Regions from separate parts of the Homo sapiens genome. Here region 1 is linked to region 2. A link is an interaction called in ENCODE POLR2A ChIA-PET data of the cell type or tissue named here. Cell type or tissue: Panc1. All regions are shown on one strand. Each heading gives the region's core, and the rest is flanking DNA. Links, peaks and the distances in the headings are about the cores only.

Region 1 (8,643 bases), core at 500-8,499, 97 kb before region 2:
AAATAGTTGTCACCAGGGTTAAATAAAATTACAAATTATAAATGTAGAAACACCGAGCACAGTCTTGGCACATATTTAGTTCTCAATAATGCTAGTTTGTCTTTCCTCTAGTCTTTATAATTTGACCCATAAGCCACTAGCCACATGTAGTGTGTTTGTCAGAGTCCCCATGTTAGCCACCATAGAAAACAAGAAAAGGATGTCATAAGGCATCACTAGCTTTGTAAATGTCATCTGCTAAAATAACGTTTAATAATAATATTTTATGTAACTCATTACAATATATGTACTTATAGATGGTATATGGAATTTTCAACTTGGGTAATACTACAATAACATTAACTTGAAAGTAAGTTTAATAGTAGCGGACACCCATGTCAACAGGTCTTGTTGACATGGAAAGTGGGTGGTGAGACTGAATTTCCTCCCCTAATGTGACATCTGTTCCTTCGTGAAACAGTAAGATAAAGAAAGGCCAATCATGAAATATTAGAGCTGGATAGTATTTGGCATTGTGATCTAGCGAAACTAGGCCCTGGGAATGGAACTGTCAATTCAGAAATAACTTTCAAAGTTGAGAGATGTAGGGTAGGCCAAAGATACATTTTCAACCTCCCAAATCTCTCTTAGTGTCTTCTCGTTTCGATTCTGTTACTTCGTTTTGGATTAGACATCATGGTTTCCCACTTGGACTTTTGCCAAGATGTGAAATTGGTCTTCCTGCCCCCACTGTTATCACCTTCCAATCCATCACCCATAATCTCTCCAAAGGGATCTTTTAAAAACATAAGCCTGATTCTATACCTTGTCTGCCTAAAATGCCCCCTGATCATCCTCAGGTTGAAGTCCAGGATCATCAGAGTGTCATTCAAGAGTGTGTATTAATTAGCCCTTGCCTACCATAGCAGTCTCATCCATCCCACTCCAGACTCTTCCTATGTTCTAGTCATTCCCAGCAGTTGACGGTCACCCAGTAAAACACAGAGACTCCAGTCTCTGTATATTTGTATGTGCTGTTTCCCCTTCCAGGGATATCCCATGACCTCACTCTGCTGAAGATCAAGAAAAGATTTGGAAAGGCAATCAAGACATCAGGATGATCAACTATTAGGTTTTTAGGAGCACATTTGCACTCTAATTTCTAATGATCTTTCAAATACTCAGTCAAGTGTTATTTTTCCTGGCAAGTCTTCCCATACTTTTCCATCATCTTAAATACGTGTTCTACTTATTCCCGTTCAAGGTCACTGTGGGCATTTTACACACAGAATTGTAATTCTTAACTAACAGGGCTGTCTCAACTGGACCATGCATTTCTTGGTGTTAGGGAAGCATCTTTGTGTCCTCGACATGTGGAAAAGCCTTAGCTTCTACAAAATGTTAGTTTTTGGATTCATTGACAGAATTGTTATTGTTTGGTTCAAATTAAAAACTTTATGATTCTCAGACTTTGGTCAGAATAAGGGATCACAGCAAGTTAAATAGTAATGGACACCTATGTCAGATGGTCTTGTTGGCATGGGGAACAGATGGGGAGACTTAGTATCCTCTCCTAATGTGACATCTGTTCCTCTATGAAACAGTAAGAAATAAAGGCCACTCATAAAATGTTAGAGCTGCAAGAGACTTGAGGCATCTCCCTATTTCAGAGACAGAAATAAAGTCCTGAAAAGCCTCACTAATGTCATTGGGATGGCAGTGCTGGGTCCAGAACCCTGTTATCTTACTGCCCAATCCAGCGTTCATCCATTTGCCTTTTCCACTCAAACAAGGCTTTTTCTTCCAAGAAGTAAGCAAACACTGCATACCAAAGTTCTTGCCAACTAGTCAGGCTGCAGAGATAGTACTAACCTGGTGAGTCATGTCAGCACCTAGGGAGATTCTCCTGCTTTGATTTGGGGCTACTCATCATTTCACAAAAAAATAGCCTAAGGGCTGCAAGAAAGCCATTAACTATGCTCTTTCATATTTATCCCATTGGCATGTTCTCATGAAATGACCTTCTATTTTCCTCTCTTTCTCCTTTCCTGCCTCAAAAAAAGAAACATCAGTATGACATATGGATGGGCTCCAACATCAGCCAGTATATATATTAAAGTTTTAAGTCAATTATTGTTCTAGTACACACCCTGAGGTTGAGAAAGAAAGAACATCCAGGACTAACAAACCTGATTGTTCTGGCAAAGTTGCCATTCAATTCATGCTGGCATTTCTGGGCTTTTCTTTTTCTTTAATATTCCAACTTCATTTTCTTAAAGTTAATGATTCAAGTAGCAATGTTTAACAGTACGATTCCATTCATGTTCTCTGTAAGAGTGCTGCCTCCTGGTCTCTTGTGGGTTTCCCAGGGAGCGTGAAGCCCGGAGTTTGCTTACTTAGTTGCAGAGACAGCTGTCAGTCTGAGGGTGAGTTCAGTAGGCCATGGATTATTCCTCACTTTATTGCTGTGTAAGCAAGAGGGAGACTCAGCTTGGGAATATGGGCACTTCACAACTTGGCATTCTTATATTGAGAAAAAGACCCAATCATAACAGTTAAGAAACCAAATTACAACTGTGTATAACATGGGGAATTTTAACTTAACAACTGCTCTGAGTTGGACGTATGTGAGTATTCTGATTATTACTGCTGTAATTACAATTCTTATGAAGTATGATGGATGTTTTTCCTAGGCAAGTATTGGAAGTCAGTAAGGATGGTGGCTGTGCCAAGGGGCTGTGCTCTGGCTGGTGCTCAGTTGCAAGAGGAGACAGAGACCGTTTCTGCCCTGGCCTCCCTAACAGTGGATGTGGAACAGCCCTTTGCTCAGGAAGACAGCAGGTATGAATCCAACGTGCGGGAATAATCCGGGTCAGTCATATCCAGGCTCATCGTTGATATTTGTGAATCTTCCTCCTGGCTTTCCTTCACCTGTCTCCTCCACTTCCACCACCTGTCCTCTCCAAAGCCACAGATGCCACAGCACATGCTTTAGGCTATCGAGAATTCATTGCTTCATTCTTCATGTGAAATGCAGAGCTGGAGCATGTGGTTGCAGTTCACAGAGAAATAGAGGGGATGAGATAAATGGTGAGAAAAATCACGCCTTATCAGATAATTGAGTGCAGATCGTTATGGAAAGAGCTGCTTGTGGGCTTAACTCCTTTTCCTAGTTATCTCTGTTTTTCCAGATGTTCTTTTTCTTTCTCTAATCATTTTGAAATTGCTGATATAACAAAGAGAAAGAGGAGAGTAGAAGATGGAAATAATGCTAGACCGTTGGATAGCCAAAATACATACACACTCCTTACGTGGCTGTCCTTGAGGTCCAACAACTGGATAAAGGGGGAAGTTGCCTGCAAAGGAGACAAGAGACTGTGTGTAAAGGACTGTGTGAACTTGGGGCTGATTTTATTTCATTTTGGGATAGGACAGAATTGGTTTTAATGTATCTTCTTATGAATATAGATTTCTGGAGAAAAAATACAGTGAAACTAAGATTTGATTCACTTGTTCTCTTTTTAAGGAATGTTTGTCAGTTTGTGCATTTGGTGTTCATCATTCAGTTCTACAGAAAATGGTACATTCAGAATTTCTTTGAAGTCTACCAAAGCCACCATAAATGTACATAAATATTGGTGATTTCTATGGCTGACTTCAAGGTCACATTTCCTCAATTTAAAAATAAATCAGGTGAGGCTTTACTAAAGCTCTGCCAGCTTGCACTCTTAAATTGCTCCTGAGAAGGAAATCAGACTCCCTCCGTCAATAACATCACCATTAATTACGCAGATCCTGCTACTAGTGCACAGGTTGGCAATTTTCCCAAGAATGCACAAATACGAACAGTTCTACTTTCTTGCTTTTACTGGATACTCAGAGTTTAATGGATTTAACATCTTGTTTTGGCCAAGAACAGGAGATAAAATGAATAAGAGATTTTATTTTTATGCAATTATTTTCTCTTACCATAACCACTTAAACAGCAGATTAGCAATAAGGGGGAAAAGTTGTATATTACTCTATTGAAAGATAACTTTATATGAATATCTAGAGCATAAGGGAAAACTTACTTTACATCTTTGATAATAAGAACTAACCCCCTGCCGTTCCCAGCTAAGAACTGAACCAAGTTCATAATCCAAAGGTGTTGCAATTATTCCGAAGGCCAAAAACAGTTAGTTGTCTGTCATCTGAGAGCCATAAAACTGAGGAAACTAACATCTGTTAGTGTTGGATATAAAAGGAGCATAGCTATTCTTTAGAATTTAATATAGAAAAACGAAGCTAAATTCCAACCTGAGTGAAATGAATTGTAAATATTTTTGCCTGTTAAATTGCAGAGCTTAGAATAATTAACAATAATAAGTGATGTTATGAGCCTCAAGTAATATAAAAATCTCAGCAGTTTGGCAGGAATTGGCCCTGTAGGCAAAGTTGTTTATCCTCAGGTAAATAGTGTGCTTGACTCATGGTAGTCTATAGAGATTTAACCTTGGCTTCAGTCCACAGTGATTTTTATTTTAAGCTTCATCTGATGGCAGAGAGAGAATGTGAATGTTCTGATGTGCAGGAAAGCAGAGTCAAAGAGTGTAGCCTGGTTTCATGTTCATTTATCACTTTTAGACAGATTATATCTATTGTGATTGATTTTTCTTGTGGGAAGAAAAATAGTTTTGCTTGAAATATTTCTGATGGCTTTGAACTGAACTCCCTTTTTCAGCAGAGGAAAAGAAGAATTCTTCTAGAACTGGCTCTTGCATTTCAATTGAACCATGCATGAATTTCCTCAGAGACAGACAGACAGACACACACACACACACACACACACACACACACACACACACAGAAAGAGAGAGAGAGAATGCTCTGAAAAGCCACAGAGCATTTACTCTTTTCAGGGGAATACTATCAGTATTGTCCCCCTACTCAAACAGGAAAGATGGCTTTCAAAATGAGATAAAGTGGCGGAAACGTTTCTGGGCTTTTCTTATGAATGCAATATTATAAGCACACAGGAAATTGAAAAATTAGAAAAATCAGAGAGCTAAATGGATGGAAAAGAGTGAAGGCAAGATTCCTTTTATAGGAAATTCTTGCCAGTTATTTTGGAGAACATATTGGTGTTTGGAGTGAGATGACTCATTTCATACTAAGATTTTGGGTAAAGCAGCTCTTTTCCTGGCCAACTCATATCTGACTCATTTACCACTAGTGAATAAGGGATAAAATGCTCCTGGCTAAGAACCATTGTAAGTATTTTTTGTTCGTTTTTCTTGGATGGGGGAGGGGATGACAACACAGTGCAGATAGTCATTTCGTTTTTATAACTACATTGATGGGCCTTGAAGAATAAATTACTAGGAAAAGGCTGATATGTGGGAATTCCTTTTGGGGATAGTTAATTTTCAAACATAACACATACTTTTCTGGGGGCAAAAGACTTGATCAAAAAAATGATTGATGGGTCAACAAAACAAAACAACACAAAAAATCTTGAAGGGATCCAAGTTATATAGTCAAAGAAAATTAAATATATACGTCTGGTCACATATAGCATACTACTTAGAAGCAAGAAGTTTTCTTATTGTTTGCTAGGAATGTGTACCTTTAAACAATTGTAGTTTGCATTTGTTGACTATCTGTTTCAAAATGCTTCTACTTTGGAAAGGTCAGTACAGTACTCAGGTTTACTCTTGGATATCAGTTCAGGCTCTGCTGAAGATCAAGAAAAGATTTGGAAAGGCAATCAAGACTTCAAGATGATCAACTGTTAGGTTTTTAGGAGCACATTTGCACTCTAGAATGCCTAACTTGGTGACTTTGTGTGTGTGTGTTTTTTTTTTAACTAACACAAAAACCAAACAAACTTGAAAGTTAGATTTGCAGTTGTCATTTTGACCTGTAAATCGTGTTACATTTTTTTTTAACAAAATCCAGAATAGTTGTCTCTTTAATCATTTAACTTTCAACTTTTGGCAACCTTTCTCATGAACGTGATGGTTTCATGTCATTAGATAATACAGAAACATGAGAAAACATATTATTCAAAGTCTGACCACTTTGTTTTTTGGGTAACTATCTAGTTTGTGAATATAACAGTGTAATAATCAGCTAAATCCAAGTATCATCTACCTGAGCTTTGAATGGCTTATCAATAGTTCCAATGACATCAAAAACCCCATTTTCCTGAATCTTAAGATTTATATAGAAATATAGACCATTATTAAATATACATTCATATCTAATGTACTTAGAAACATGATTTTCCTCAAATAGCCCATCCCAATGGGATTGTGTCTCCAAAGGCTTCTAGAAGCTAAATGTTGCACAAATTATTCACCCCTCTTATTTTATTCTATGATACCATTATGTTAAGTACTTGTTTAGGTAACTAAGAACTTATTTAGACAACTTAGATAACTAAGTATGTGCGTTAGGCTGTTCTTGCATTGCTATTATATAAATAGCTGCGAATGGGTAATTTATAAAGAAAAGAGATTTAATTAGCTCACAGTTCCACAGGACTTTCAGGAAGCAAGTTCCTGGCATCTGCTTGGCTTCTCCAGAGGCCTCAGGAAGCTTAAAATCATGGAGGAAGGTGATTGGGGAGCGGGTACATCACATGGCAAAAGCAGAAGCAAACAAGAGAGAGAGTGGAGGGGAAGGTGCCACACACTTTTAAACAGCCAGATCCCATGTGAGCTCAGAGCAAGAGCTTACTTATCACCATGGAGATGGTGCAAGCCATTCATGAGGGATCTGCCTCCATGATCCAAACACCTCTCATGAGGCCCCACCTCCCACACTGGGGATTATATTTCAAAATGAGATTTGGGCAGGAACATTTATCCAAACTATATTAGCAGGCAAATTTTTCAATATAAATTTTGTTTTTAATTTTCATCCAGTGTCAACAAAGCCTTAGCTGAAAATTGAGGTGAGATTTGGAAGCTCCTGGTAAAAAGAAAAATCTGCCCCCTCTTCATTTATCTTTCCTCCTCTTCCCAGGGCCATCATTTTATCTCTATTTTCCCAACGTGTCTAACATGTGGTCTTGAGGTGCATGTGAAGTCTGACTTAGAACATTAGGGATGTTCTAATCCTCCAATGCCCAGTTATGTATTTTGGGGTTCAGTTCTGTATTATTTACAAAACAGTGTTTACTTTGAAAAAAGAAACAAAATTGAATAGAAACGTATATAAAATAAGATGCATAATTTAGCTTCCCATCTCATCTTTTTCTTCACTCCTTCAATCCTATCCTCTTACCACTACAGAGGAAGAGTAGAGCTTGCCTCTAGAGTCTCCACACTTCACAGTTGTTTGCTCAAGGGCAAGTTACTTAATCTCTCTGAGTTTAATTTTCCTCATCTTTAAAATGAGAGAAAAATTTCATAGAGTTGTGAGAATCAAATGAAACAACACATCACAAGAACTTAAAACAATACCTGGCATGTAGTAAATACTTGATAAAACTTGATAAAGGTTTATTATTTTTATTATTTTTCTATCACTTTTCTTCTTCCTCGATTTGTTACACTTTTTCTTGTTCTTCTTGTTCTTGTTCTTCTTGTTCTTCTTCCTTCTTCTTCCTTCTTCCTCTTCTTCTTCCTTCTTCTTCTTCTTCTTCCTTCTTCTTCTTCCTTCTTCTTCTTCTTCTTCCTCTTCTTCTTCTTCCTTCTTCCTTCTTCCTTCTCCTCCGTCTCCTTCTTCTTCTTTTTTTTTTGAGATGGAGTCTCACTCTGTCACCCAGGCTAGAATGCAGTGGTGTGATCTCAGCTCACTGCAACCTCCACCTCCCGGGTTCAAGCAATTCTCTTGCCTCAGCCTCTCGAGTATCTGGGACTACAGGCACGTGCCACCATGGCCAGCTAATTTTTTTTGTATTTTTAGTAGAGATGGGGTTTTACCGTGTTAGTCAGATGGTCTCAATCTCCTGACCTCATGATCAGCCCACTTCTGCCTCCCAAAGTGCTGGAATTACAGGTGTGAGCCACCGTGCCCGGCCTGTTTCTTCTTTTAATATATTGGCCATCATTCAGTAATCTATAATATAAGAATATAGAGCCTATACTTGGGCATCTATACCTTTAGCTGTTCATAGGTTAAATCAATCAGGACTATCCTCCAACCAGCAGAATGAGGAAGAAGAACATGTGAAAATATCAAGTTCATTCACTCTTTCAACACTTTCTGATTATTTCTAGGAGCCAGATAAAGTGTTAGGGGCCAGGATCACAAAGCTGCCTTGTACTCCTCAAAACGTTCACATACCTTTTTACAGCAGCAGTAGAATACTGCAAATTTAATGGCTTAAAACACACAAAGTTTGTCAGTCAGAAATCTAACTAACCCAGGTCTCACTGAGCTAAAAGCAATGTATTGGCAAGGCTGCCTTCATTTGTGGAGGCTCTGGGGAAAAATTGGTTTCCTTGCCTTTTCCATCTTCTGGAGGTTGCCTGCATTCCTTGGCTCATGACCCCTTCTTCCATCTTTAAAGCCAGCAACTTCACATCTATCTGACCTTTCTTCAGTCATCATATCTCTCTCTGCCTTCAGCTGAGAAAGGGTTTCTGCTATTAAGGGCTCATATAATTAGATTAGACTCACCAGGATAATTTAGGATTAATTTCTCCACCTTATCACCCCTAACTTTAATCA
Region 2 (8,643 bases), core at 118-8,117:
ACTAACATCAGGACCCAAGAAGTGGCCAGAGTAGTGTCAGCAAAGACCTATGGGGGTCCCCTACTCCTGACCCCTAATGTCAGTGGAGGCCAAGTGAAAAACCTGGACTTTCACTGTAATTTGGCAGTAATGATGTGGCACCTTCCTGCACTCAATGGAGTGGGGTCAGAAGAAGCTTGTTGAAATGGAAGATTAGATAAGATCCAAAATTCTGTAACATAATACACAAAATATCCAGGTATCAATGAAAAACTCACTTGTCATGAAAAGAATCCGGGACAGCTCAAACTGATGAGAAAAGACAATCAGGAGATGTCAACAACAAGATGATAGTTGTTGGAATTATCTGACCAGAATTTTATAGCTGCCATCATAAAAATACTTCTATGAGCAATTACAAATACACTTGGAACAAATGCAATTTAGGAAGTCTCAAAGAAGAAATAGAAGATATGAAAAGGAACCAAAGAGATGTCTTAGAACTAAAGATTATAATAACTGAAATTTAAAAACTCAATGGATGGGACTCTGAATTTATCTCCAATATGCAAAGAGATTGGATGTCGTTATTTTCATCCTTAAAACAAGAAACAATAAACTGAATGAAACAAAAGTCAATGACTTTTTTGGGCCCACTGGAAAGGTAAGTTCTAAGAGCAAATGAGCACAATGAATCTGGAGACAAGAGAATTTAGAAGTTCACTGCTGAGATCTATGCATTGGAAGCCAAAGCCGTTGGAGCCATAAATGGGTAGGAAAAATTAAATTACAATTTTGATAAATTGTTGGAGGCTGAATTTGGACTAATGTGAGAGTAGGAATCCATTAGGGGCTGCAGTCTTAGAGGGTCTCTGCATTTCTGTATGTTTGTCCCCAGGAACCCCATCAAATTCTTATGGTGAAGAGTAGAGAAAGGTACCCTTGTGGCTCTGGCAGGGTAAAGGAAGAGTTATCATTTTGAAATGCACTTAGAATGTTCTCCATAACAAAGGCCTACTCTCCCTACTCTCTTCTATCAATTGTCTCCCCACTCCTTTCTATCAATTACTGGAATCTTAACTATAATCATGGATTTGTTTACTCCTCTTTTCAGTTTTGTCAATACTTGAAGCAGCCATGTTGAAGCTGTTACTGGGTGCAAACATATTTTAAATTTTTATGCCTTCTTGATGGATTGGCTTTTTTATTATTATGAAATAATCCCTATTTATCCCCAATATTTCTTGTTATTAAGTCTACTTTGTAAGATATTAATATAATCATTTCAGAGTTATCATGTAACATGTTTGCATGGTATAGCTTTCCCATCCTTTTACTTTTAACATGAAAGACTTTACCAGAGCATTATCCCACTGAGTGAATGACATTTCTCCCACCCTAGGCCCCTTTAGACTTCCTGTTTCACCTAAGGGGATGGGGGAAAATAGCTAAGAAACACTTGTGAAGTCATAGCTCCGGAACACAGACACACTAAATGATTAATATTTAATCGTAAGACTTCCCCTCTTCCCACTAGACTTTACCACCACACAAGAGGGCTCTGTTTTCCAGATAGTCTGCTATGGATGAACAAGCTGCAAGGCACAGGCTCTCTGTGGGGAGGAGTCCTCAGGGAAGTCCAAAGTCAACAGGGAAGACACTAGAGGAATTCGAATGCTCTGTCATCTACATCTACAGTTAACATAAAACTCTACATTAAAGGCCTATTATTAGATACAACATGTCCGGCTTTTAACAAATGTAATTACAAAGCATGTTAAACAACTAAAGACTAAAAAGCTAAAAATCCACAGTATGAAGAAACAAAGCAAGCATCAGAATGCAACCCAGATATGGCACAGATTTTGTATTAATCGAGGTTTAAAAATAACTCTAATACGTAAGGTCTCTAATGGGAAATTAGATAGCATTCAATGACTTATGGGTAATGCCACTAAAGAGAAGGAAACTCTAAGAAAGAACAAGAAATGCTAGAAATTAGAAACATCATATGCCTTTTAGTTCATTGATGTTTATATTGTTAATATTTGTCTTATTTCTATTTTCTTTCTTCTACTTAATTTGGGTTTAGTTTACTTTTCTTTATCTATTTTGTTTAGAAGAAGCCTTGATCATGTATTTTAGAACTTGTTTCTTTACTAAAATAAGCATTTAAATCTTAAGTTTCCCTGTAAGCAATGCTTTAGTGACATCTCACAAATTTTAATATGTTGTGTTTTCATGTCTATTTAATTTGTAATATTTTCTAATTTGTGACTTCTTTAACTGTGGTTATTTAGAAGAGGGTTATTTAATTTTTAAATATTTGAATATTTATACAGTAACTATTGGCTATCCATTTTCAATTTAATTTCATTGTGATCAGAGTTAAGCACAGATAATCTGTATAATTTCAATTCTTTTACATTTTTGAGACTATGGCCAAGAGTTATGTATATATTTGTGAATGTTCCATGTGCTCTTGTAAAGAATGTATATATTCTGCTTACTATATGTTATAATCACCAATTAGTTCAAGTTAGTTGATACTATTTTCAAGTCTTTTGTATCCTTACTGATTTGCTGGGTACATTTTCTATCAGTTACTGGAATCTTAACTATAATTGTGGAACTGTTTATTCCTCTTTTCAGTTCTGTCAATACTTGAAGCAGCCATGTTGAAGCTGTGTTACTGGGTGCAAACATATTTTAAATTTTTATGTCTTCTTGATGGATTGGCTTTTTATTATTATTAAATAATCTCTATTTATCCCCGATATTTCTTGTTAAGTCTACTTTGTAAGATATTAATATAATCATTTCAGAGTTATCATATAACATGTTTGCATGGTATATCTTTCCCATCCTTTTACTTTTAACATTTGTACGATGTATATACAATAAAACATATATTTATATATTATGATTTCATATATTGTAAAATCTTTTAATAGATTGCATATATTTGGGCCTGTATATATAAAATATTCCATAATCTCTGCCTCTTAACTAGAACGTTTAGATTATATTTAATTAATGCAAGCACTGACATGATGGAGTTTGTCTCATTTTTTCTATTTTTCTCATCTTTGATTTATCCATTTTTCTCATCTTCGATTTATCCATTTTTCTCATCTTCTATTTATGCATTCTAATTACAGCCTCAGAATGCCTGCCACAGCTGGCACCTAATGTGTCTGGAGCTTGCTCTGCCCTGCCTAACAGAGATGCCTATATACACCATTGGGGGAACCTGAGAATAGGTTCTTGCCTACCTGGGACCACCCTCTCCTAGTTCTTGGGCTCACTATCTGGAGGCCTGGGGATTGCCCACCTCATCAGTCACCCCAGTGGCACATGCGCACCACCAGAAGGCCTAACAACAGGTCCAGAAAACCTGCTGCTGTTGTCCAAGCATGCCATCTGGAGGCCTGGAGATTACTCTGCCCCATCCACCACCACTGGAATATGGGCAGTTCTCCTGGGGGTCTGAGGATCAACCTGAGCAGCATGCCACAACCAACACTGCTGATATCCATATACGCATGCTACATGGAGGCCTGGGGACTGGCCCACTTGTGTCACACTGCCACCACTAACATGAGCAAGTACCGCCTGGAAGCCCAAGGAACGTCCAGCCACCGCTACTACGATCACCCATAACATACATGCTGCTCAGGGGCTCAAGAACTCACCCTCATGCCTGACCCACCACTGTCACTACAGGCACCCACATAAGCCATCTGGAGCCCCAAGAATAGGCTTGCTTGAACCCACTAACCAGAAGGTGAAGAGAAATGTACTGGCAGAGAAAACCTATTTAACAAAATAATACCCAAAAACTTCCCAAATCTAGCAAGAGGTTTAAACATTCAGATATGAGAAGCTCAGATAAACCCAAAGGGATACAACCCAGAAAGGTCTTCTCCTAGGCACATTACAGTTTAACTGTCAAAAGTCAAAGACCAAGAGAAATTTCTTAAAAAAAAAAAAAGTAAGAGATAAATACCTAGTCACATATAAAGAAACTCCCATTAGAGTAAAAGTGAATTTCTCAGGAGAAACCTTACAGGCCAGGAGATAATATGATGATATATTCAAAGTGCTAAAAGGAAACAACTGTCATTCCAGAATACTATACTCAGCAAAGTTATACTTCATAAAGATGGAGGAATAAAAACTTTCTCAGGTAAGTAAAAACAGAAGAAATTCATCACCACTAAACTAGACCTACATGAAATGCTTAAGGGAATTCTACACCTGGAAGTGAAAGGACTATATCTGCCATCATGAAAATGTGTGAAAGTATGAAACTAACTGGTAGAGTAAACACACAAATGAGAACAAGAAAGGACACAAATGTCCCCACTACAAAAAAAAAAAAAAAAAAAGAAATCAAACAATAAGACAGAAAGAAAAGAAAATGAAATATACAAAAAAAAAACACCAGAAAACAATTAATAAAATGGCAGGAATAAGTCCTCTCATATAAATAATGAGCTTGAATGTCAACAGATTAAATTTTTCACCTAAAAGATATAAACTGTCTAAATGAATAAGAAAACATGGCCCTATTGTATGCCCCCAAGAAGAAACTCACTTCACCTGCAAAGACACATATAGGAGGAAAGTAAAGGAATAAAAAAAAAAAATACATGCAAATGGAAATAAAGCTCACAGGAGTAGCTATACTTATATCTTCAAAAAGTAACTTTAAGTCAAAAATAGTAAAAAGAGACCAAACAGGTCATTATATAATGATAAAGGCATCAATTCAACAAAAGGATATAACAATTCTAAACATATATGCACCCAGCATCAGAACACCCAGATATATAAAGCAGACATTATTAGGTGTAAAGGGAGATATAAACCCAATACGGTGATAGTTGAGAATTTTGACACCCCACTCTCAGCAATAGTTAGGCTATCTATATGAAAATGAGCAAAGAAAGACTGAATTTAATTTGCAGTTTAGACCAGTGGGCCTAATAGACATTTTCAGAACGTTTTATACAACAACTTCAGAATACATATTTTTCTCATCAGCACATGGAATATTCTCTAGGATAAATGATATATTAGGCCACAAAACAAGTCTCAACAAATTTTTAAAAATCAAAATCATATCTAGTATCTTTCCAGACCACAATAGAATAAAACCAGAAATCAATAACAATAAAACACTGGAAACTGTACAAATATATGGAAATTAAACAATATGCTCTTGAATGACCATTGAGTCAGTGAGGAAATTAAGAATGAAAAAAAAATGTCTTTGAAACAAATGAAAAAGGAAACATAGCATACCAAAACCTGTGGAATACAGCAAAAGCAGTGCTAAGAGGGAGGTTTACAACAATAAACACCTATAACAAAAAAGTAGAAAGACTTCAAATAAATAACCTAAAGATGCACCTCAAGGAAATAGGAAAGCAAGAGGAAACAAAACCCAAAATTATTAAAAGAAATAATAAAGATCAGAGCAAAACCAAACAAAGACCAAAAACAAATACAAAGGATCGACAAAACAAAAAGTTGATTTTTTGAAAAGATAAATAAAATTGACAAACTGCTAGCTAGACTAACCAAGACAAAAAGAGAACACTCAGATGAAATCAGAAAAGAAAAAGGAGACATTACAACTGACACCACAGAAATACAAAAAATCATCAGAGACTACTGTGAACAACTATATGCTAATAAGCTGGAAAACCTAGAGAAAATGAATAAATTCCTGGACACATACATCCTACCATATTGAACCATAAAGAAACAGAAAACCTGTACAGGCCAATAATGAGTAATAATATTGAAATAGTAGAAAAAGTCTACCAAAAAAGAAAAGTCCAAGTTTTACCAAACTTATAAAGAAGAACTAACACCAATTTTTCTTAAAGTATTCCAAAAAATTGAAGAGAATGGAATTCTTCCTAACTCATCCTACAAAACTGGTATTACTTTGAAACCAAAACCAGGCAAGGTCACAACAACAAAAAAAACTACAGGCCAATATCCCTGATGAACACATACGTAAAAATCCTCAGTAAGTACTAGCAAGCCAAATTCAATACAAATCAGAAAAACCCAGAACACCATGATCAAGTGAGATTTATCTCAGGGATGCAAGGATGGCTCAACATGTGCAAATCAATTAATGTGATACATCATATCAATAGAATGAAGGACAAAAACCATATGATTGTCTCAATAGATACAGAAAAAGCATTTGATAAAATTCAACATTCCTTCATGATAAAAATGCTCAACAAACTAGCCAGAGAAGAAACATACCTCAACCTAAAAAAAGGCCGTATGTGTCAAACCCATAGCTAACATCATAACGAATGGGGAAAATCTGAAAGCTTTTACTCTAAGAAGTAGAATTAGACAAGGATGCCCACTTTCACCACTTCTATTCAACCTTGTACTGAAAGTCCTAGCCACAGTACTCAGGTAACAGAAAAAAATAAAAGGCACTCAAATTAGAAAAGAGGAAATCACATAGATCCTCTTTTCAGATAACCTTATTGTATATTGAGAAAAACCTCAAGACTCCATCAAAAATCAGACAGATAACTCAGTAGTTATAGGATACAAAATCAACATGCAAATATCAGTAATGTTTATAAACACTAATAATGAACTAGCTGAAAAAGAAATCAAGAAAGCAATCCCATTTACAATTGCTAGCAGAAAAAAAAAACTAGGAATAAGTTTAACCACGTACATGAAAACCTTCAGAAAAAAAAATTACAAAACACTGATGAAAGAAACTGGAGAGAACATAAACAAATGAAAAGACATCCTATGCTCTTGGATTGCAAAAACTAATATTGTTAAAATGATAATAATACCCAAAGCAATCTACAGATTCATTGCCAGCTCTATCAAAATACCAATAGTACTTTTCACAGAAAGAGAAAAAACAATCCTAAAATATGTATGGAACCAGAGAAGAGTCTAAATGGCCAAAGTGATCCTGAACAAAATGAACAAAGACAAAAGCACCACACTACCGGACTTTAACATATATTACAATGTTAGAGTCAACAAAACATCACAATATTTGTGCCAAAACAGACACATAGGTCAATGGAAAAGAATAGAGACCCAGAAAGAAACTCATGTATTTACAGCCATATGACTTTTGATAAAGGAGCCAAGAATATACACTAGGGAAAAGATACCCTCTTCAGTAAACGGTGCTGGGAAAATTAGATACCCATATGCAGAAGAATGAAACTAAACACCTATCTCTCACCATATACATAAATCAACTCAAATTGGATTAAATACTTAAACATAAGGCCTGAAAATATAAAACTATTGGAAGAAAATAAAGGGGAAGCATGCCAGGCCATTGGTCTAGGAAAATATTTTATGGCTAACACCGTAGAAGCACAGGCAACAAAACCAAAAATAGACAAATGGGATTATATTAAACTAAAAAGCTTCTGCACAGCAAAAGAACTAATCAAGAATAAAAAGACAACCAATGGAATAGAGAAAATACTTGCAAAATAGTCATCTGACAAGGGAGTAATATCTAGAATATACAAAAACTCAATTCAACAGCATATAAAACAAACTAACAAAAAACACCAAACAATCCCATTAAAAAGTGGGCAAAGGATCTAAATAGACATCTCTCAAAAACAAAACAAAACAAAAAAAACAAAACACGTGGCTGACAGTGTATTGAGCATTCAAAAGAATCACCAAGGAAATACAAATCAAATCACAATGAAATATTGTCTTACCCCAGTTAAAATGGCTATTACTAAAAAAATAACAAATGCTGGCAAGGATGCAGAGGAAAAAAAACTCTCATACGCCATTAGTGGAAATGTAAATTAGTATAGCCATTATGGAAAACAATATGAAGACTTCTCATAAAACTAAAATCAGAACTACCATACAATCCAGCCATCCTACTACTGGGTATTTATCCAAGGAAAGGAAATTAGTATATCTAAGGGATACAAACAGCTCCATGTTTATTGCAGCACTGTTCACAATAGCCAAGATACAAAATCAACCCAAGTATTCATAAATAGGTGATTGGATAAAGACAATGTGGTATATTTATGCAATGGAATATTATTTGGCTATTAAAAAAGAATAAAATTCTGTCATTTGTAGCAGCATGGGATGGAATTGGAGGTCAATGTGCTAAGTGAAATTAGACACAGAAAGGCAAATATGTGGAAGCTAAAACAGTTGATCTCATGGAGGTAGAGGGTAGAATAATAGTTATCAGAGGCTGTGGGTGTGTAGGGAGAGGGGGAATGAAGAGAGGTTGGTTAATGGGTACAAAATTACCGTTAGCTAGAAGGAATAAGTTCTAAGGTTTGATACTATAGCAAGCGATTATAGTTAACAACAATGTATTGTTCACTTCAAAATAGCTAGAAGTAAGGACTTGAAATGTTTTCAACACAGAAATGATACATGCTAATGGTGATGGATATTCTAAATACCCTGACTTCATCATCACACATATCTGCATGCAACAAAATATCACATATACCCCTTAAATATGCATAAATAGTATGTACCAATACAAATAAATCATATTAGAGCAGGTCTAGAGTATCCTTTATTCTACATTTAGCTTAGTTTTACTATTAACACATTGTATTTTATTACTTAATATTGAAT

The links. Peaks named below come from ENCODE experiments on the same cell type or tissue, not always from the same donor. Only the 100,000 strongest peaks of a DNase experiment are listed, where the experiment ranks them.
Region 1: POLR2A ChIA-PET joins it to region 2 with 21 read pairs; 3 of 35 experiments call an interaction of 5 or more read pairs at or near these places.

The regions. Positions count from the first base shown.
Region 1 is chr7:18,973,134-18,981,776 of GRCh38, forward strand. HDAC9 (histone deacetylase 9) reads left to right here. Exons shown (of 26, transcript NM_178425.4): 25 at 2,673-2,820. Among named protein-coding and RNA genes, the nearest start is that of HDAC9-AS1, 75 kb to the left of the region's middle. In Panc1, for the core only: no CTCF peak of the experiment used is centred there; a DNase peak (open chromatin) is centred at 5,191; H3K27ac peaks cover 4,774 bases.
Region 2 is chr7:19,070,343-19,078,985 of GRCh38, forward strand. No RefSeq gene overlaps it. Among named protein-coding and RNA genes, the nearest start is that of TWIST1, 43 kb to the right of the region's middle. In Panc1, for the core only: no CTCF peak of the experiment used is centred there; no DNase peak of the experiment used is centred there; H3K27ac peaks cover 39 bases.